2 separate regions of the Homo sapiens genome follow, and region 1 is linked to region 2. A link is an interaction called in ENCODE POLR2A ChIA-PET data of the cell type or tissue named here. Cell type or tissue: GM12878. All regions are shown on one strand. Links, peaks and the distances in the headings refer to the core of each region. The heading gives the core; the rest is flanking DNA. Region 1 overlaps STARD7 (StAR related lipid transfer domain containing 7). Region 2 overlaps NCAPH (non-SMC condensin I complex subunit H).

Region 1 (5,376 bases), core at 228-5,227, 160 kb after region 2:
TCATTGTTGGAAGAGGAGAGATGCATCGAGCAGTCCCAGCTGCTTTTCATTTATTACTTCTTCTTTCCAGGACCTGACAGAAGTCAGGGAAGAGTCCCTGGGTTATGTCCAAACTTAGCACCTGCAATTGTTGGGATGTGGATGGATGTGTGCATAAGAGAGAGAGAGAATATGTGTGTGTGTGTGTGCGTCTGCGAGCGCACACACATGCACAAGTGCGAAGGAGTTGCGGTTGCTCCATGTTCTGACTTAGGGCAATTTGATTCTGCACTTGGGGTCTGTCTGTACAGTTACTCATGTCATTGTAATGATTTCACTCCTAACTGTGACATTTTTATCAAATGTGTGAATAAATACATAAAGATTGGTACAAAAAAAAGTGTTTGTCTTTGGACAAATGGTGGTGGAAAAATCTTGCATATTGGACTTACCATTTCTTTCTGATCACAAAGTTGAAAAGAATTTTACTCTGAGAGTTGGGAGGTGGAAGTGGCAGGGCTTGTTCATTCTTGGTAGATAGTGGCTGACACAGTTTGCCTAGACCACGAGCCCTTTCCAAGTGACCTGCTTGGCAACTGAAAATAAACCACCTATGTCCACTTCCCTAGCTTGATATACTGACCCATATCCTTTCCCTTTAAAAAAAGATCACTTTGGAGGGAGCAGTGCTAGAGCTTAGCAGACGGTAGAAATCAGGAGGGACAGAAGCAGGCCTGAGGTCTAGGGTTGAGGTTGAGGAGAGGGTCAAGTCAGCGCTCTTGGCGGAGGGGCAGTCCTGCTGGCATGCTCTGAGCATAACATGAGTTTATGTGTAATTTTGCCTGTGGGAAGCACTAGGTGAACACAAAAGCACACCCAGTTGAACTGAGCTGCATAGGAACACACAAGGCACACGTCCCTGTGTGGTGTACCATCTGATTCCAGAGAACCGCACGCCCCATCTCATGCTTGCAAGCCGCAGCCCTTCCATCGGCCATCCTGGCTCTGCCTCACACTCTGCTCTTTATTCTCTTTCAACCTCATTTGTGTTTTACCTCTCTAATTTTTTTTTTTTTGAGACGGAGTCTCACTCTCGCCTAGGCTGGAGTCCAGTGACGAGACCTCGGCTCACTGCAACCTCTACCTCCCGGGTTCGAGCAATTCTCCTGTCTCAGCCTCCCTAGTATCTGGGACTACAGGTGTGTGCCACCAAACCTGGCTAATTTTTGTATTTTTAGTAGAGATGGGCTTTCACCATGTTAGCCAGGCTGGTCTCGAACTCCTGGCCTTAAGTGATCCACCCACCTTGGCCTCCCAAAGTGTTGGGATTACAGGCGTGAGCCACCGTGCCCGGCCTATAACATTTTTAAGTGACAAAATTTTAGAAATGGAAGATTGATTTAGAAATGGCCGGGCGCAGTGACTCATGCCTGTAACTTTCGGGGGCCGAGGCTGGTGGATCACCTGAGATCGGGAGTTCAAGACCAGCCTGACCAACATAGAGAAACCCCGTCTCTTCTAAAAATACAAAATTAGCTGGGTGTGGTTGTGCATGCCTGTAATCCCAGCTACTTAGGAGGCTGAGGCAGGAGAATCACTTGAACCCAGGAGGCAGAGGTTGCGGTGAGCCAAGATCACGACACTGCACTCCAGCCCAGGTGACAGAGCAAGACTCTGTCTTAAAGAAAAAAAAAAAACCACATAGACCAGGCAGGGTGGCTCACACCTGTAATCCTGACACTTTGGGAAGCCGAGGCAGGCGGATCGCCCGAGGTCAGGAGGTTGAGACCAACCAGGGCAATATGGTGAAACCCCGTCTCTACTAAAAATACAAAAAAATTAGCTGGACACAGTGGTGGGTACCTGTAATCCCAGCTACTCAGGAGGCTGAGGCGAGAGATTTGCTTGAACCCGGGAGGCAGAGGTTTCAGTGAGCCAAGATCACACCATTGCACTCCAGCCTGGGCAACGAGCGAAACTCGAAAAACCAAACAACAAACCAGAGCAACACCAGGGATCCCTTGCGATGCTGGTCTACCACCACAGTCAACTGTGGTGTTAGATACACAAAACTACACTGGTGATAAAATTTTAAAGCTTTTTTTTTTTTTTTTTCCCGAGACAGAGTCTCGGACTGTTGACCGGGCTGGAGTACAGTGGCTCGATTTCAGCTCACTGCAACCTCTGCCTCCTGGGTTCAAGCTATTCTGCCTCAGCCTCCCAAGTAGTTTGGATTACAGGTGCCTGCCACCACGCCCTGCCAATTTTTTGTATTTTTAGTAGAGGTGGGTTTTTACTATGTTGGCCAGTCTCAAACTCCTGACCTCGTGATCCGCCCGCCTGAGCCTCCCAAAGTGCTGGGATTACAGGCATGAGCCACTGTGCCCGGCTAAAATTTTATAGCTTTTTTTTTTTTTTTTTTTGAGACAGAGTTTTGCTGTTGTTGCCCAAGCTGAAGTGCAATGGCACAATCTCGGCTCACCACAACCTCCGCCTCCCGGGTTCAAGCGATTCTCCTGCCTCAGACCCCTGAGTAGCTGGGATTACAGGCATGCGCCACCACCCTGGCTAATTTTGTGTTTTTAGTAGAGACGGGGTTTCTCCATGTTGGTCAGGCTGGTCTTGAACTCCCAACCTCAGGTGATACACCTGCCTTGGCCTCCCAAAGTGCTGGGATTACAGGTGTGAGCCACCGTGCCCGGCAAATTTTATAGCTCTTTTTTTTTTTTTTTTAGATGGAGTGTCTTGCTCTGTTGCCCAGGCTGGAGTGCAGTGTCGCAATCTCAGCTCACTGCAAGCTCCACCTCCCGGGTTCACGCCATTCTCCTGCCTCAGCCTCCCAAGTAGCTGGGACTACAGGTGCCTGCCACCACGCTTGGCTAATTTTTTGTATTTTTAGTAGAGTTGGGGTTTCACCGTGTTAGCCAGGATGGTCTTGATCTCCTGACCTCGTGATCTGCCCATCTTGGCCTCCCAAAGTGCTGGGATTACAGGCGTGAGCCACTGCGCCCAGCCCAATCTTTCTTCTTTTTCTCTATGTTTTCTCTCACTTTGTCTTATCTTTTGTTCTCTTCCTCTTCATGCAGGGTGGTACGCGTGGGAGCTGGGTGGGCTGTCCAGTGTGTTTCTGCCTGCAAATTGCAGGTCAAGGTAGACTGCTTTATTTCTTAACCATTGACATATTTGAAACTGGTACCTTTTTATGTGTCACAAAGATTTGAGTATTGCACACCTAAACCCATTTCTCTATAGGCCTTGCAGTTTTTGTTGTGTGGTTTGTGTAGACATGTTGTGAGACAGCAGCACTGAGTGTTCTATGAACAGGAGAACCAAATAATAGGAAAGTAGTGATGCTTTAATAGCTAGCGTGGGCTTAGCTATCACAGCGTGGTGACCGTGGGTTGAGTGTTAGTATGAGGTTTTCATTTTAAAAAATGTATATATATATAGAAAAAGACGAAGAAACTACGTTGTATACCCTTCCCTTTGCTGGTGTTTAACATCTGCTGTGTGTGCTTTCTCTTTCTATATACACAGTGTCATGATCATTTGAAAGTAGGATGCAAACATCATGGTATTTCACCCCTAAACAGTTGAGCATGCTTTTTATAATACAGGTGTTCTGTGTAGCCACAATACCATGAGCACACAAGATAAATAACAATGCCACAATATCTAATAATGCAGTTCATATTAAAATTTCCAAAATGACTTTTATAGCCTCCCCAACCCAAGATTAATTATCGTGTGTTGCATTTGTCTCTTTGGCCACTTTTTTTTTTTTTTGTGAGACAGAGTGTTGCTCTGTCACCCAGGCTGGAGTGCATTGACACCATCTCAGCTCACTGCAACCTCCACCTCCCGGGTTCAAGCAATTCTTCTGCCTCAGCCTCCCGAGTAGCTGGGATTACAAGCGTGCACCACCACACCCAACTAATTTTTATATTTTTAGTAGAGATGAGGTTTCACCATGTTAGCCAGGCTGGTCTCAAACGCCTGACCTCAAGTGATCCACCCGTCTCAGCCCCCAAAACTGCTGGGATTACAGGCGTGAGCCACTTCGCCCGGCCTTCTTTGGCCACTTTTCATCTAGAACAGTAGTCTACCTTTTGTAACTTCACCTGTGCTTCATATAATAGAATGTAGAGCAGTGGTCTTCAAGCTTGGCTGCACTTGGGAAGCTTTGCAAACTCCCAAAGCCTGGCCCCACCCCAGACCATTGAAACCTCTAGGGGTGAGCAAGTGTTGTGCAAGTGTACATGAACAAGTGTTAAATGTTGAATGTGATCAAAGGGAGACAAATAGGCTAGAGAGGCAACAGTCTTCCTAGATCCGCATACTACTGATGTAAGTCTTGTCATACTGTTGGCTTATGCTGAGTTTGGGATTAGCCAATAATAGCCACCATTATTGAGCATCTACTGTGCCAGGCACCATGCTTCATGCCTTCATCTAATTCTATAGCCCTGTGAGTATGTAGCTAGTGCCTCATCTATAAAATGAAGAGATGGCATTAGAGGTTAAGTAATTTTCTTGCTCAGGGTCACACAGGAAGTGACAGCCAGGATGCAGACCTAGCTCTAACATCTCCAAAGACAGCTGGCAGCATGGCTTAAAACTTATGTTTTTAAATTTTTTTATTTTCCCCCTAAAACTTAATGTTTATAAATACTGCCAGATTCTTTCCCCTGGGGGTAGTTGACTTGTTTGGAAGCTTGGATCATAGCTTGCTTTATTTTTTATTATTTATTTATTTATTTTTATTTTTTGGCTAGTGACACAGCCCTCAGGAGATCTTGAGAACATATGCCCCATGAGCTTGCTTTTTAAAAAATTTTATTTTTTGAGATAGTCTCGCTGGTGCCCAGGCTGGAGTGCTGTGGTGCCATCAGATCTCACTGCAGCTTTGAACTCCTGGGTTTAAGTGAACTCCCACATCAGCCTCCTGAGTAGCCCAGACCAACCACAGGCATGCACCACCATTCCCATCTAATTTTTCTGTAGAGATGGGGTCTCACTGTGTTGCCCAGGCTGGTCTCAAACTCCTGACTTCAAGTGATCCTCCCACCTAGATCTCCCAAAGTATTGGAATTACAGGTGTAAGCCACTGTGCCTGGCCTAGGCTTGCCTGCTTGCTTGACTTTTGTTTTTTCAGAGTCCCACTCTGTCACCCAGGCTGGATTGCAGTGGCGCAGTCAAGGCTTACTGCAGTCTTCAACTCCCTGGGCTCAGGCAATCCTCCCACCTCTGCTGGGACTACAGCACGAGCCACCACACCTGGATAATTTTTGTATTTATTTTATAGGTGGGCTTTCACCATGTTGCCCAGGCTGGTCTCAAAACTGGCCTCAAGCAATCTTCCCAATTTGGCCTCCCGAAGCACTGGAATTATAGGTG
Region 2 (5,376 bases), core at 71-5,070:
AGGGGAAGGAGTAGGCACAAAATGTCTAAATGGGTCTGAAGGGGCAAAAGTGATAAAAAAAAAAAAAAAACAGGCTGAGGGGCACTGCTCCAATTGAGACATGGTGCCAGCCTGAGGATAGGCTTCCCCTGCGGGCCTCTGCAGTGGCTGCTTTCTCTTCACAGCCGTCAAACCAGTGGCCTACAGGTGGGCCAGGTGATTGCAGCATCCAACTATCCCCCCTCCCAATTTCTAATGCCCCAGCTCTGAGTACAACATCAGCTTTTGCCACTGTCTGCCCATCTGTGTTGCAGTCATCTTCCAATCCCCAGGTCACAACCTGTCCTTCTTCTCAGAAGATCTTAGTATTAGTTTATGGCTCATTACTAGTCTCCAAATTTATTCCTGGTGTAGCTCTTATTGATTTCAATATCCATATGTTGATCCATCCAGTACACTGTCTCTTGGTTGATATCCTCTCCTTCAATGGTCTCCATCCTAAGAAACCCAGGACTCCAAGACAGCCAAGTAAGACACCAAGACAGCCTAGTAAGACCCCTACCCCGCCTCCGCCATTTGCTCCCTTGCCTGCTCTGAGTTGACTCATTAACCATGACTGCAACCTCTCTATATCCTCAATTCTAGGGCCCCTCTCTGGCAACCACCTCCTACATTTCCAGCTCACCCCTTCTTGTCCCCAACACCACGAAGTCTTTGACCCCACCAGGCCTACAATCTACTGATTATATTACTTTCCACTGCCCTCATTCCCCTGTCTTCCGAGGTAAAATTCCCTAAGCAGTGAATGCAACCACACCTTTACACATGCACTCACCTCCTCCAGTGTCCCTTTCCAGCTGTGTCCATTCACTCAGCTCAACAGGATCCCATATTAAACCCAACTTTCTGCCTACTCCATGATTGTACCCACACAGCTATTCACGGCTGGACAGAGACACAAAATAATGCTGACTGACCTCACTTTATATCCATCTGCCACCACCCTCAAGTAGACCCTAAGTTGTCTAACAGTCACACCATATCTCCCTAGTTCATGTACTCGCCCACCTCCTAGAGGACTCTTTCCTACCCTTTCCCCTCCTCACGCCCCCAGTGCCTTCCTTCCCTATCCTCACTGTAAGCTGATGACCTGGCTTCCTGTTTTAAGACAGTATCCAGAAGGCTCCCCCATGAGTGCACCCAAACAACACCCGTCAGCCGAGCCCAACCTGTGCTGTCCATTCCCTACCTCTCACCTGCGCAAGGACATCAGCCTGGCAATTCTCCTTTCTGCTGCATCATCAATAATCCCTTCTCCAAACTAGACTGCTGTCATCAACAAAATATGCTGTCATTTCTCCCATTCAAAAACAAAATCAAAACTCTTGGCCTTACTTTTCCCTCCATTTGCTATCCCAGTACTCTGCTCCAAATTATAGCAAAACTCTTCAAAACAACTACCTATATTCAAGTGTTTTCAGTCCTTTCCTCCCATTTATCATAAAAAAAATTTCAGATCCACAAGAATGTTGAAACAGTAATACGAATCTCTGTAAAGCTTCTACTCAGATTACCCAATGGGTAGCATTTTGCATATTTGTTTTCATTTACTCTCTCTATATATATCTCTCTCCCCACCCCAGAGTCTTTTGTCAGTAATCCTCATGACACTTCACCATGTCCCAGTTACTAAGCTACTGCCTCTCAGCTCTAAGCCTACCCTCTCTCCTTGGCTGTGATGCAGGGTCTGGGACATTCAGCTTTGCCGGCAGCTCCCTGTTAGGGTTTACCAAGTAGGGGCACTAGAGGGAGACTACAGGCTCCAAGGGAGAGAAGGCACTGCTCCTTTCTGCAGGTTGCATGTTAGGAGAGCGTCACCCAGCAGTGTTCCACCCCGGCTGCAGCAGAGCCCACCTGTAGCAGCAGCTGAACCCCACTGGCAGATTTTCACACTCACAGAACCAGCCTTATTGAGACACCAGCACCAGCCAGCATGCCCCCGTTCCAGGGTCTGGGTCCTGGGCACACAATCCCCTCCCTCAAACTCAGGGACACTAGCACCAGCCAAGCCCTTCCCTGGAGGTCTGAGCTTGAGTTTCAGAGGGGCCCCCACTCCAAGCTCATTAGTGGCCTCAGGTTGCCACATTTGGCATGGTTGATCATTCCCCACTCCCTGAAATATTTTCTCATTTGGATACCACGCTCTTCTGGTTTTCCTCCTACCTACTGGATGTTTTTTCAGCTCTCTGAACTCCTAAGATTGGGGAAAAGGAACTCCCAGTCTTTTTCCCATATACATTCATTTCCTTGGTGACCAATTCTAGTTTTGTGACCTTAATTACCATTTATGAATGTTGTGGAGGTAAGAGAGAAAAGTAATCTAGTCTACTGCTAGTGGGAGAGTAAATTAGTACCTTTTTTTGAGGGCAACTTAAAATCCATGTCTCAGAATTTTCTTACAGATATTCTCCCATACGAGTGCAAAGATAATATGTATTAGAATGTTCACTGAAACAATGTTTTTAATGGCAGAATTAAAAAATAAAATTGTAGTAACACCTGTTTGCTTTAAATTAACTGTGCTAATTATAGATGAGGCCTCCAGTACCATTTGTTTAAGCCGATTCCTTAGGATTTGCTAGATAGATGATTTAAAGCTAGGATTCTGGAGTTAGACCACTTAGCTTCAACTTCTAGCTCACTTACTAGATGTGTCGTTTCAGGCAAGTCATTGTGCCTCAGTTACCTCTTCCTAAAATGATACAAGAATGTTGTGAGGATTAAATGAGTTAATACAGGTTACAGGCTTAAGGAAGCACATGGTGCTCACTATGTGTACATTAAATGTTAGCTAACATAACCACTGCTACATTTACTAGGAAATAAAATTAATTTTTTATCAATTAGATTTCTCAGCAATTTGCAGTCTCTTCCTTTTGAATCATTCTGAAACACTGAGGGACTTACTTTTAGTCTTTACTGTCAAGCTAAAAGATGATAATGCAGAGATATCAGTTGAATATTTTACTCCCTTGAGGCTTAAACAGGCACATACCAGCAAGGCAGCCTTAGCCCTGCCAAGTCTCAGCCCCTAAGGTTCTGAATTAGTCAGAAACCACACTGCGCATACAGTTCCTCACCTCACACTTCCGATCTGCTTCGGAGACATTGAGGTTGTTTATGTTCTGCTCAATAGTTCTGTGTAAGTGCTTCTTCTTTGGCTTTACAGCCTTTTTGGTTGTTCCCATTTCAGTAGCACTTCCATCTAAAAGGAGAAATACAATTGCGTACTGCAAGGGCTGCTTTGAAGCATGTGATGAACTTACTAACTCAAGTTCTTCAAAACCTGTCGTAATTTAAACATGTGAGGCCAGGTGTGGTGGCTCATGCCTGTAATCCTAGCGCTTTGGGAGGCTGAGGCAGACGGATCACTTGAGCTCAGGAGTTCAAGACCAGCCTGGCCAACATGACAAAACCCCGTCTCTACAAAACAGTACAAAAATTAGCCAGACATGGAGATGCACACCTGTAGTCCCAGCTACTTGGGGTGGTGAGGCAGGAGGATCACTTGAACTTGGGAGCCAGAGGCTGCCGTGAGCCCAGATCACACCACTGCATACCAGCCTGGGTGACAAAGTGAGCCTCGTTTCAAAAAAAAAAAAAACAAAACTCCAACCCCAACCAAACAAAAAACACGCAGTTCTCTCAAAACATCAGGCATATTTAATCTGCAACTTATGGAGAAACCAAACTATTAGATTTGGCTTCTCACGCAAGTCCATTTCCAAAGACTCCCAGATCAGAAGTTCCTTAGTTGGTGATGTTTACACAACCTGGCCTAAATAAAATATAAACGCTTTTATAAGGCCCTTCTCTTTTTCAAGGAAATATAATTTTAGTGTTTGAGTATCTTCTCACGTAAGACCATATATGGTTCTAAAAATGCCCTGTCTTCAATAAAATGAGATCACTTATTTCTTGTGACCTTCTTCTAGTATATTACTCAAGTAACTACCTGGTATGCCCTAAAAAGAGCCACTTAAATCCAGATCCCTACCCACCTACCAGCAACATGGCCTTCTACTTCTTCCAAAGACGGTGCATCTTTGCCCAGCCCCCCAAGGACTCTGTATACATCGGCATGGACGGCATCCACGCGCACAGCATAGATCTTGGTGCTGGCATCCAGAGTACCCGCAGCCACCTAGTCAAACAATCAGAGCTGCACTCACAAAGATACACAAAAAACAACTTCTGAACAGGTAAAACACAGCAAGCTTCACAAAATATTTACTTGCCCCAAGGAAGCAATGACAAAGATCCCTCTATGACTGATAGGGAATAAACAGAATATATATTCTCTCTGTATTTCATCAGTTTAGGAAAAGAAAGTAAATTAACTAACATAACATCTAAATGAGAAGTCTCTCATGTATTTGCAGCATTCAACTGTGTTATGCCAAGTAGTAGAAATCATCATCATTTAATTCAGATGCAAGAGAAAGTGGACATCCTTCTTACTTTAAAGTTGGTTGGTTCGGTGTCTTTCTGTTTAAGAATCTCTGACATAAAATCAATCAAGTGCAAACCAAAAGCATTCTTGGTAGTGATTTTCTGAAAACAGAAAATTGCAGAAAGGATTGTTATTTATAGCCTAGGCTCATGTAAATAATGCTGCTTTTAACAGAGGAAGCTAAGTCTTTACATAGGAATACCCACATATTGTCACTGATCTCTCTTCCCAAAAACACTTGTCAAGAGCCAAATCCTCACAGGCATGTCCTCATGTTCAAGGCTAGGGAATGACGGCACAAAATTCCTGAATGCTCAGTGTGTGCAGGCCCTGCTCTAAGCACTGCACACAAAGGGACTCACCCTCCAAACAACTTCATGAGGCAGGCACTACCCCCATTCTCCAGAGGACACGGAAGCAAAATGGTTGGGTGGCTCACACACAGCTTAGAAGCATGTAGCCTCCAACTCAGGCTAGCTCCAGAACTCTACTATTAACTCATGCGCCATGCTGCCTTTCTAGATACACAGCAGATAGCTGGCAGCCTCTCAGGAGGTGCACCACGGGTCCAGAGTAAACAGTAAAACCACCAGCACTAAGATGACTCACCAGAGAATTATCATCATTGATTGTGCATTATCTACAGAAACAAGATAGCTGGATTTCCCCTGTGATCAAGGGATTACGTCTTCAATAATAAACCAGCAAATACTCACATTTTCAGTGGACAGTTTGATACAGGTGGAGTAATGTTCCGTAATCTGCGTGTTTGTAAACTTGGGGATAGTAGCTGAAATGTCAATACTCCTAAATGGAAAACAAAAACAAACAACTCTGGCAAGAATCCATGATAGTTTAAATTTTCAAAACCTAGACCCATGAAG

Evidence for each region. ChIA-PET counts read pairs that join two places held together with the same protein. Peaks named below come from ENCODE experiments on the same cell type or tissue, not always from the same donor. Only the 100,000 strongest peaks of a DNase experiment are listed, where the experiment ranks them.
Region 1: POLR2A ChIA-PET joins it to region 2 with 5 read pairs; 4 of 35 experiments call an interaction of 5 or more read pairs at or near these places.

Annotation. Positions count from the first base shown.
Region 1 is chr2:96,179,862-96,185,237 of GRCh38, reverse strand. STARD7 (StAR related lipid transfer domain containing 7) reads left to right here. Exons shown (of 8, transcript NM_020151.4): 8 at 1-379. Among named protein-coding and RNA genes, the nearest start is that of STARD7-AS1, 26 kb to the left of the region's middle. In GM12878, for the core only: no CTCF peak of the experiment used is centred there; no DNase peak of the experiment used is centred there.
Region 2 is chr2:96,341,973-96,347,348 of GRCh38, reverse strand. It overlaps NCAPH (non-SMC condensin I complex subunit H), which reads right to left. Exons shown (of 18, transcript NM_015341.5): 3 at 5,209-5,299; 4 at 4,501-4,593; 5 at 4,045-4,183; 6 at 3,120-3,244. Among named protein-coding and RNA genes, the nearest start is that of NCAPH, 8.9 kb to the right of the region's middle. In GM12878, for the core only: a CTCF peak has its summit at 1,767; a DNase peak (open chromatin) is centred at 3,128; H3K4me3 peaks cover 749 bases; H3K27ac peaks cover 2,282 bases.